2 separate regions of the Homo sapiens genome follow, and region 1 is linked to region 2. The links are chromatin loops, found by intact Hi-C in ENCODE. Cell type or tissue: PC-9. All regions are shown on one strand.

Region 1 (5,000 bases), 240 kb after region 2:
TACCTTTTCTCATCACCTTGAAGCATCCAGCTGTTGAATGGGGCAAGGTTGAATCCCATTAGTTTGCAAGTTTATTTAGGGGTGGGCAATAGACTAAATGAAGCTGCATTTAATAAGGAAGATGACCCATTTCTCATATCCACAGAAGCTATGCACACTCCTTTTATTAGGCTACATATGTCAAATACAGGCTCAGCTTACGTTAGCTTCTATCCAGCCAAATTATAGGGGTTTCCTGCCTGTATGTGATTGCCAAATATTGCAGTTTTCTCCCCAGACCCATAAAAAACTGTCTCTGAGACCAAAAGGATGAAAACAAATTGTTTTACCTTTAACTCAAAAATGCAAAGAGGGCTGCTCTGACTCACTCCTACCTCCATATGTGCAGCTCAAAGCCACATTTGTGGAGGAGTCAAAAAACATTTACCAAACTCCTGAATCTTTCTTTAAGGGACCACTTATTTACATTGTTTTTGCCATTAAAAAATTGCATATATTTAAGATGTATAATATAATGTTTTGATATCCTTATCTTAATATACATATATAGTGATATAGTGAAGTGATCACTATAGTTAATGACAACAACAGCAACAAAAGAAGGAGATCCTGCCTTTCACAATAGTAAACTGGATGAGCCTAGGGGTCATTGTGTTAAGTAAAATAAACCAGACACAGAAAAAAAACAAAACAAAAAACAAAAACCACTGCATGATCACACTTATATGTGGAATCTTAAAAAAAAAAAAGAATACATACAATGGAGACTAAATATTTACCAACGGCAGGGGGTGAAGGCAGGAAAGGGGAAGATGGAAATCAGAGTGGGCGCAGCTGCATTCACGGGGCATAAGAAAGTCTAGAGACCTGCTCTGCAACATGAGGACTATAGTTGTAAATATTCTATTACAGACTAGTAAGTTGCAAAAAGAGTAGATTTTAGGTAGTCTTCCTATACACATACACAAAATAGATAATTTGCCTTTAAATCGGTGTATTAGTCCATTTTCACATTGCTATACAAAATACCTGAGACTGGGTAATTTAAAAAGAAAGAAGTTTAATTGGCTTACATTTCCGCATGGCTGGGGATGCCTCAGCAAAGTAACAATCATGGCGGAAGGGGCAGCAAAGCATATCATACATGACAGCAGGAGAGAGAGACAGAGAAATGGGACGTGCCATTTTTAAACTATCAGATCTCTTGAAAACTCACTATCAGGGGAACATCATGGGAGAAACCGCCCCATGATCCCATCACCTCCCACCAGGGTTCCTCCTCAGCACATGGGGTTTATAATTCGAAATGAGATTTGGGTGGGAACACAGAGCCAAACCATATCAGTCAGACTCCAGAGTTAACCAGGGAGCACAGCAGGATGAGTTCAATGTTCCTTATTACCTGAGACATTTTGTACTTTGAAAAATCATTTTTAAAAGATTTCCCTTGGTATATATACAATGTTAATTCTTGCTCGCACATCTCACACATAAACGAGATCAAAATGAAACTTTCCCTCTATTAAAAAAATAGATTTAGGAAACAGCTTCCAAACAGGAGGAAAAGGCTGTCAGCTACATTGTTTCCTTTTCAAAAGATACATCAAGAAAAGAACCAGCTTTATTAAATGGTTCCACCAGTTTTGAAGGGAGCCATTGGACTTCTTTCACAAATTTCATCCCAGCCATCTGAGAGAGAGGACAGTTTTACAAAACTGTGCCATAATGCAAATATTTTAATTGTGTCTCAAAAAATGAGAAGCATTGAATCTATTATACTATGTAGATAATAAACATACAAAACAAATCAATTCAGACGTAGAGACTTCCCTGTGAACTTTAAGGCTGCTCTGGGAAAGGAGGTTGAGGGTGTAAGAGGCCTTAGGACCTAAAAGGGTATGGAAGAGCACAATATTTGGTTTAATTTAAAGAAATAGCAAAGTTGAGAATGCCTGCCCTGAACAACTTGATTTGTTTGTTCACTACGAAATGAAAGTTTCAGAAGAGTGTGGAGACAGAATCTGGTCTAATAACTTTACTTGCCACTAATTTGATATCTCATGACACGGACTGTCAACTTTTCCATGGAAGTAGAAAATTCTGGTATTCTGGATGGTCTTGGAATTCTAAACTGGCTTTGTTCATACTGGGCATGGCAGGCGGAAGGGGCATTGTAACCAATCACAAACTTTCTTTTGCATCATTGGAGACACAAAAGGACATGTCCTTCCCTGATTTATTCAGGGTTGCTTTCTACCAAAGGAGCTTGCATGTTAATCTGTTGAACATTTGTATATCTTCTTTTGAAAAATGTCTGTTTAGGTCCCTTACCTATTTTTTTAAAATCAGGTTATTTGTTTCTCACTATTGAGTTGTTTCAGATCCCTATGTATTTTGGATATTTTGAGTTTGTTTTTGTATATGATGTGAGGTAAGAATCTAATTTCATTCCTCTGCATGTGACTGTCTAGTTTTCCTCAGTGCCATGTGTTGAAAAGATTGTTCTTTCCCCACAGTGTGTTCTTGGCACCTCTGTGAAAAACCACTTGGCTGTAAATGTGTGGGTTTACTTCTGGGCTTTCTATTCAGTTCCATTGGTTAATGTGTCTGTTTTTATGCCAGTACCATGTTATTTTGTTTACAATAGCTTTGTGATATATTTTGAAGTTAAGCAGTGTGATACCTGCAGTTTTATTATTTTTGCTCAAGATTGTGGGGTCTTCTGTGTTTCCATATGAATTTTCAATTTTTTTTTCTATTTCTGTAATTTATTTGTAAGTGTAGGGGCCTTTTCTTTGTAATGTCTTTCTTTATTTGAGCAGGTGAATTTCAGAGAATGTAGCACCTGCTGATATTAAGGAAGTGCTCACTCGGAAGCAGAGAACACAGAAGTCTGCCTGTCCCTCTGATACCGTTGAGAAGGACCAGTCTGTCTTTAGGGGACTCAGGTGCCTATTCTAATGAAAACAGAAAATTCGAGAACTGGGGTAGAATGAAGTCCTGTGTGACCCTGCAGAGGCAGTTGGACAGGGCTTCAGCACAGGTCTGTGCTTTGTTCATGAGTCATAGAAGTGGCATCTCAGATCAGCCTGTTTACAGGGCAACTGCAAAGCACTTTACTCCTGGACTGTTTCTGATCTCATTCAGGGGAATGGTACCGACCATGATTTCCTACTCTTTATTGTTGCATGTAAACACATGAATCAGTGTCAGTTTTGTACACTCTTAATAACCTGATGAAACTATTGAAAAAATATTTGGAGCAAGGAACATATGTCAACAATGAAGAAAATAGTGTTATTTCACTGGTTACATATTAATGGACAGAAAGAAATAAAGTAGATTATGATATTTCCCTCTATGAGCTAGGAATCTCCTGCTTATATGATGAATAAACAGCAAGGTTTCCTTCACTTGTCTAGCAAAAAAACAAATTGGATAATGTCATTTTTTGGCTCAATATTAAAACTAAACATTGGATGTGATTCCAAGTGGTTTCCTGTCCTGCTTAGAATAAAGTCCAAAATCCATATTAGGATCTTCAAGGTCCTACATTGCTTCTGGATGTCTTGACCATGTTGTTCGCAGATACTATTCATTGGATTCTTGCCATATTGTCCTCTTTGCTTTGCCTCAAATACCCCCAACTACACACCTGCTCTTCTTTCTTCCTGGAAGTCAATTCGCCAGATATTTTCCTCACGTTGTTCAGTCTCTGTTCAAATTCCACCCTTTCAGAGAGGACATCTTGAACTTCATGTATGAAACAATACTATTAGTCATCCTTTAACCCCTTGGTCTACGTTAAATTGTTATCTTCCACTATTACTTGATGTTATATGGCATCTGTTTTTTTATTTTGTTTATTTTCAACTCCCTATACCAATGGCTTCCAAACGTTTTTGTTCACGACTCAGCATTGTGGTAAGAGTTCCTGTGAAAACAGTAAGGGAACTAATAAGTTAGACTAACGGATTAATTAGTATGGGAAGGATGTAACCAGCATTTTCGGGGTATGGGCTCGATGGCTTATGGGAAGGATGTAACCAACATTTTCGGGGTATGGGCTCGATGGCTTATGGGAAGGATGTAACCAGCATTTTCGGGGTATGGACTCGATGGCTTATGGGAAGGATGTAACCAGCATTTTCGGGGTATGGGCTCGATGGCTTATGGGAAGGATGTAACCAACATTTTCGGGGTATGGGCTCGATGGCTTATGGGAAGGATGTAACCAACATTTTCGGGGTATGGGCTCGATGGCTTATGGGAAGGATGTAACCAGCATTTTCGGGGTATGGGCTCGATGGCTTATGGGAAGGATGTAACCAGCATTTTCGGGGTATGGGCTCGATGGCTTATGGGAAGGATGTAACCAGCATTTTCGGGGTATGGGCTCGATGGCTTATGGGAAGGATGTAACCAGCATTTTCGGGGTATGGGCTCGATGGCTTATGGGAAGGATGTAACCAGCATTTTCGGGGTATGGGCTCGATGGCTTATGGGAAGGATGTAACCAGCATTTTCGGGGTATGGGCTCGATGGCTTATGGGAAGGATGTAACCAGCATTTTCGGGGTATGGGCTCGATGGCTTATGGGAAGGATGTAACCAGCATTTTCGGGGTATGGGCTCGATGGCTTATGGGAAGGATGTAACCAGCATTTTCGGGGTATGGGCTCGATGGCTTATGGGAAGGATGTAACCAGCATTTTCGGGGTATGGGCTCGATGGCTTATGGGAAGGATGTAACCAGCATTTTCGGGGTATGGGCTCGATGGCTTATGGGAAGGATGTAACCAGCATTTTCGGGGTATGGGCTCGATGGCTTATGGGAAGGATGTAACCAGCATTTTCGGGGTATGGGCTCGATGGCTTATGGGAAGGATGTAACCAGCATTTTCGGGGTATGGGCTTGATGGCTTATGGGAAGGATGTAACCAGCATTTTCGGGGTATGGGCTCGATGGCTTATGGGAAGGATATAACCAACATTTTCGGG
Region 2 (5,000 bases):
CCTTCTGTTGGGCCATTAGGATCTGACCGGTTCTCCAAGACCTCTTTGATGTTCTGTCGGCTGCTGGAAAGTACATGGTAACCCAACCTTCTGGTTATTGGTTAGGACGCCCAATATTCCCCAAAACAGCCTCAAGTACTTGGCTTCCTCACCCTTTAATCTGTGTGTAGACCAGTGCAGTGTCTTTAAGCAGTAATTATTTCCCCCACATAGATATGACAAACCCAGAGCCAATCTGCACAGCCAAAAGAAAGTGCAGCTATTTACCTTGTAACAAGGTGTTTCAGAATCAGGGGGAATAAAAAAATCCTTCATTTCCAGCAAAAAGACAAGGTAAAACATAGATTATAGGCTGATATGTTTTCCTAGCACTGGAATTATACAGCAACTTTGCCTCTGGAGAGGTACATTAATAACACATCTCAGAAAATATGTTACTTAAACTGAAGAGATATTTTCTTCTTGAAGGGAAACATTTAATGATGGTATTAAGTTAACACAATCCATCGGCAGTCGCAAGAGCATCATCGTAATTTGGTTGGATTCTAGCAAGTTCAGGAAAGTAAATTATCTCTGCTCCCTGACACTGCAGTGTTTAAGAATGTGATCTGTGGCCTGAAGGAGGAATGGAAAAAGAAAATATGTCCTTGATTTTTTAAGGCTGAATTTAAATCGTTTGACTCAAAATAAAAACATAGATTGAGAAATCTAATTATCCTATCCATCCCCACTCCATGCCCTCGAATCTGAAAAATAAGCCATTGCTATTAATTTATATAGACCCCCTTTGTTTTACAGTTCAAGTAAAAGCAAATAGGAATCTATGTATTCTTATATCCTTAGGCCCTATTTCTTATACAAAATATAGCATCCTGTACACTGCTCTATACATTGCTTGTTTCACTTAACAATGTATCCTAGAGATCTTCCCATAGCTACATGGATAGTGACCTCACTTTCTCTAAGCTCGTGGTACTTCAGTGTAGGGTATATCAGAGTTGGCTTTCAGGTTTTTTTTAATACCTTTGTTTGAATAAAATCTATTTGCTGTATTCACTCCTCCAAGTGGAATGTGGCCTGATATTTGTCCAATCATTCACCGTTTTCAAAGTCCCTCTAACTTGGCGCTTACAACAGCTTTGTAAAGATAATGCTAATACCTATTTTTACAGTTGTAGCTGAGGCCACACACTCACCAAATGACACCAACACAACCACATTATTCCCCCCAGAGCCATCGCTGTGTCCTCCGCTCCTGGGGTCAGTGCGGGAGGGCTTCCTACAGCTAGCACTCCTCTCTGGGGTCAACGTCCTTCCCTCACCCCTACTGGTGAAATATGATTTGAGATCTCCAACTTCCGTGCAATTGATTTTGGTCTTTTGAGACTAGAGTTTGCAGAGTGAGTATGAAGCCATGCTGTTAAAAAGAATTATCAACTTAATAATAGTGAATTTGAAAAATAGTTGCAAGCCCTCTAAGCAATGGGAGATTGGAAGAAGGAAGAAAGCCAAAATGGCTCAACTTTTAGTTAAATATATCTGAAATTGTATATACCTATGAAAATACTTGTCTCCCCATACAAATCTGTCACCCAATACGATCTGGGGCTGAGTCAAATTTACTCCCACACCCACTAACTCTCCATGCAAAACTTAAGACAAATCCTAATACACAATAGGTGTCTGAGTGGATTAATAAAATCCACATGGCTGGGCTCAGCATGAGGAGGGGGAAGAGCCTGGCCCCTGGCCTTGGCTTGACAACATTCCCAAGAAGCTCAGATTTCCAGTGGAAGCACGGCACATGCATGTTCTTTCTGGGTTGGTCCATGGCAGTTCAGTGAGGGACAACTGATTTGTTTTTGTTTTTGCACATCTGTGTCACTCTGCGTGGTCAGCTAATGCCCAGTACTTGCAAAAGAAAGTGGCTGTCCTGTGTTAGAACATGATAATAGATAATGCCTCATGGTAGATCTTTAAGCAGGGAGAGTGGCCACTGAGTCCACGAATGAAACAGAAAGAGGGAAGCCAGACGTCCACTGAAGATTCTAATTCAAAGTTAAAGGGGACACTAGAAATGTTTCTCTTTCCAGCGTGCTGCCATGCAAAGACGTTCACAGCAATGAGTTAGTTAAATTATAAATTAAATTTATTTTTGAGAACCTATTAGATATCAGACACTGTTTTTCCTGGATTTACAGACATGAATAAAAGGGACGCAGTTCTCTGTCACTGGTGGAGTTGTCGGTTTCCAAAAACACAAAAATGAGTAAGACATTCTTCCTTTCTTAAACCAATTAATATCACATTTCTAAATATCAATGAATTTACTTTTGGAGGGTATCACTGTTACTGATATCATCTATGTTGTTACAGACTTAGTATGTTCTATTTTTCTTACTTTATTTTATTTTATATTTTATTTAATTTTTTGAGACAGAGTCTCGCTGTTGCCCAGTCTGGAGTGGAGTGGCGCGACCTCGGCTCACTGCAACCTCTATCTCCAGGATGCAAGGGATTCTCGTGTCTCAGCCTCCCAAGTAGCTGGGACTATAGGCGAGTGCCACCATGCCCAGCTAATTTTGGCCAGGCTGGTCTCAAATTCCTGGCCTCAAGTGATCCATCTTCCTCGGCCTCCCAAAGTGCTGGGATTACAGGCATGAGCCACCATGCCCAGCCCCATCTTTCTAATTTTAATCAATTTATTTAAATAAAATTTTTCATCACTACCATAAATAGACAAGTGCTCTTATTTGTTAATAAATTAAATATAAAAACTAAAGCAAAGAAACAAACTCACGTTATTAAATTTTCTCTGCACGCTGTATGTACTGATACAGTGTACAGATGCAGTGTGGGCTTTGGGCTTCTGAATCTGCTAAATAAGGGGGTTAGCAAGGGTCAGCGAGGCATTAAAGAATCCTAGAACACAAGAGAGGTTTTTGCCTCATCATCATGATCAGATGGACTGAAATAAAATAGAAAGGGAGTAACTTAATACTCCATGAGTCAACGCTACTCAGTTCTGGTCCATGTGTCACCTGATATCACCCCCAGGAATGTGGCCCTGGGGATGCTCACTGTGCTTAGGCGAGTTCGCATGTGAAAGTTTAGTGGTCTTGAGGTTTTTCAGGAGCCTTGTGGCCTGAGAGTCAGATGAAATTAGACCCAAAACTGCTATTAATGTGCCAGGTGGTTCATGTCATTTACTGCTTTGAGTATGCATTTCCTTATGCATAAATAAGATGATATTAACTTCCAGTATATCATATAATTAACACAAACAAGAAAAAAATGTTATTGGAGTGTGGTGACAGTAACAAAGGAAGGAAGCTGGCCTGGGCCTGGATTCCACCTCTGCAGATCATTAGCAATGCGTCTTTGAGAAGTTACTCAACTTCTCTGTGTCTTGAATGCCTCTTCTGCACAAGCAGGATGACAATGATACCACTTTATTAGGTCTTTGGCAAATATTATGTGAGTTAACTACATGCAGCTGACACATAGCAGATGGTGAATTAATGTTAGTTCTCATTATTATATAAAGCATAGAATGGCATTTGGCACGAAGTAGGAATTTGTGCAATATGAAGCTGCTACCAACCCTTTCTCTCATACATGACTCTGTATCCACTGATGGTTATCGGATTATTCAGCCAGGAAGAAGGAGGGATGGCTCTCCAAAGACTGAAGGGGATAGATGGGGGAGGACAGGGTATGAACAGGTTGAAGTTATTTTATGGTTTCCTGTTGCATCAACTCTACTAGTTGGAATTTTTAGATGACAGGAGGAGATGGGCTTTGTGATCCTAAAGAGCATAAATGTCAGAGGAGACTATTTCTGTAGAGCTAAAAAATAATGGCTCAATGGAATCAGACTGAAACAGCACTGAGCAATGATGAATGATTCTGGGGGATCTAAAATAGTAGACAAAGGGGCACTGTCCAGTCTTGCCTTGCAAGACCCTAGAAGGAGTGAACCTTCGAGAGGGATGTTAGGGCCACTTAAAATGCTCCACCTAGAAGTCAAAGAGATCATTGAAAGTGATGGATTTGGAAGGAATAAATCCAGAGGAGGCTCCAGAGAGGATGCAAACTGCCAACTGAATGTGTTTTTCAGGATTGAAGCAACTGTGGAAATAAAGGAGCCAACTGGAATGAAATTAAACAAATACTACCCTAAGTAGAGTCACCCATTCCAGGATTGCTTTCCTTGCTCTTCACTTTCTCTTGCTCACGCCTTCTTAGAACACAAAAATGGGACCCATGGCCTCAGATAAAGAACAATTTTTCCTACTTTTAATTTTGTGTATAAGGGATTCCCCCTCAGCCCGCCTTCCAACCATAGACAACAACAGAGACCTTCTTCCATAGTTCTTTGCAATTCATAGAAAGACCACTGGGACTTATTTTATCCTGATTACATAGATGTGAGATTGGCAAAGGCAGGTCAATGTTTTCTTTTACAAGATATAAGAACAAAATAGTTTCAGACAGACTCCAGTCACATGGGTAGTTAGTGTTGGAAACAAAAATCCAAGCAGGTCTTCTGTCTTAGGATGTCATATCCCATTAACAGACCAGGATTTCTGAATTGCAGCCACCTGAAAATACTTTTTCATTTCAATGGAAATTACATGACCTTGTTCTCTAGAGAGTCTAATTTAGTTGGTCTGAAGCAGAGCCCTAGAAATTATAGTTTTTTTAGAAAACTCCCTGGGTAATAATAAGATTTGGAAATCACTGAATTGTCCATAATCTGTCCCGTAGCTGAGTTTCAGATGAAGAAAACATTTTTTTCCATTCAATCTCAGAATGACATATAATAACATTCTCTTTCACAGCATTTAGAAAATAAATGGGTATTTTTATGTGATTTTTTTTTTTTTACTGTGCTGTTGCTCTTGTTGTTGTTATTCTTGTGCTCTGGGTCACAGAGTATTTTTATTTTCATTTCTGTTTCATAACATTCACCCACTCATTCATTCAACAATCAACAT

What was found. Hi-C counts contacts between places; a loop is a spot of excess contacts. Peaks named below come from ENCODE experiments on the same cell type or tissue, not always from the same donor. Only the 100,000 strongest peaks of a DNase experiment are listed, where the experiment ranks them.
Region 1: it touches region 2 in a loop (4-fold over the local background); 1 of 110 quality-filtered maps calls a loop at or near these places.

The regions. Positions count from the first base shown.
Region 1 is chr12:126,579,337-126,584,336 of GRCh38, forward strand. No RefSeq gene overlaps it. Among named protein-coding and RNA genes, the nearest start is that of LINC02824, 110 kb to the right of the region's middle. In PC-9, no CTCF peak of the experiment used is centred here; a DNase peak (open chromatin) is centred at 3,095.
Region 2 is chr12:126,334,717-126,339,716 of GRCh38, forward strand. No RefSeq gene overlaps it. Among named protein-coding and RNA genes, the nearest start is that of LINC02350, 89 kb to the right of the region's middle. In PC-9, no CTCF peak of the experiment used is centred here; a DNase peak (open chromatin) is centred at 3,015; H3K27ac peaks cover 3,452 bases.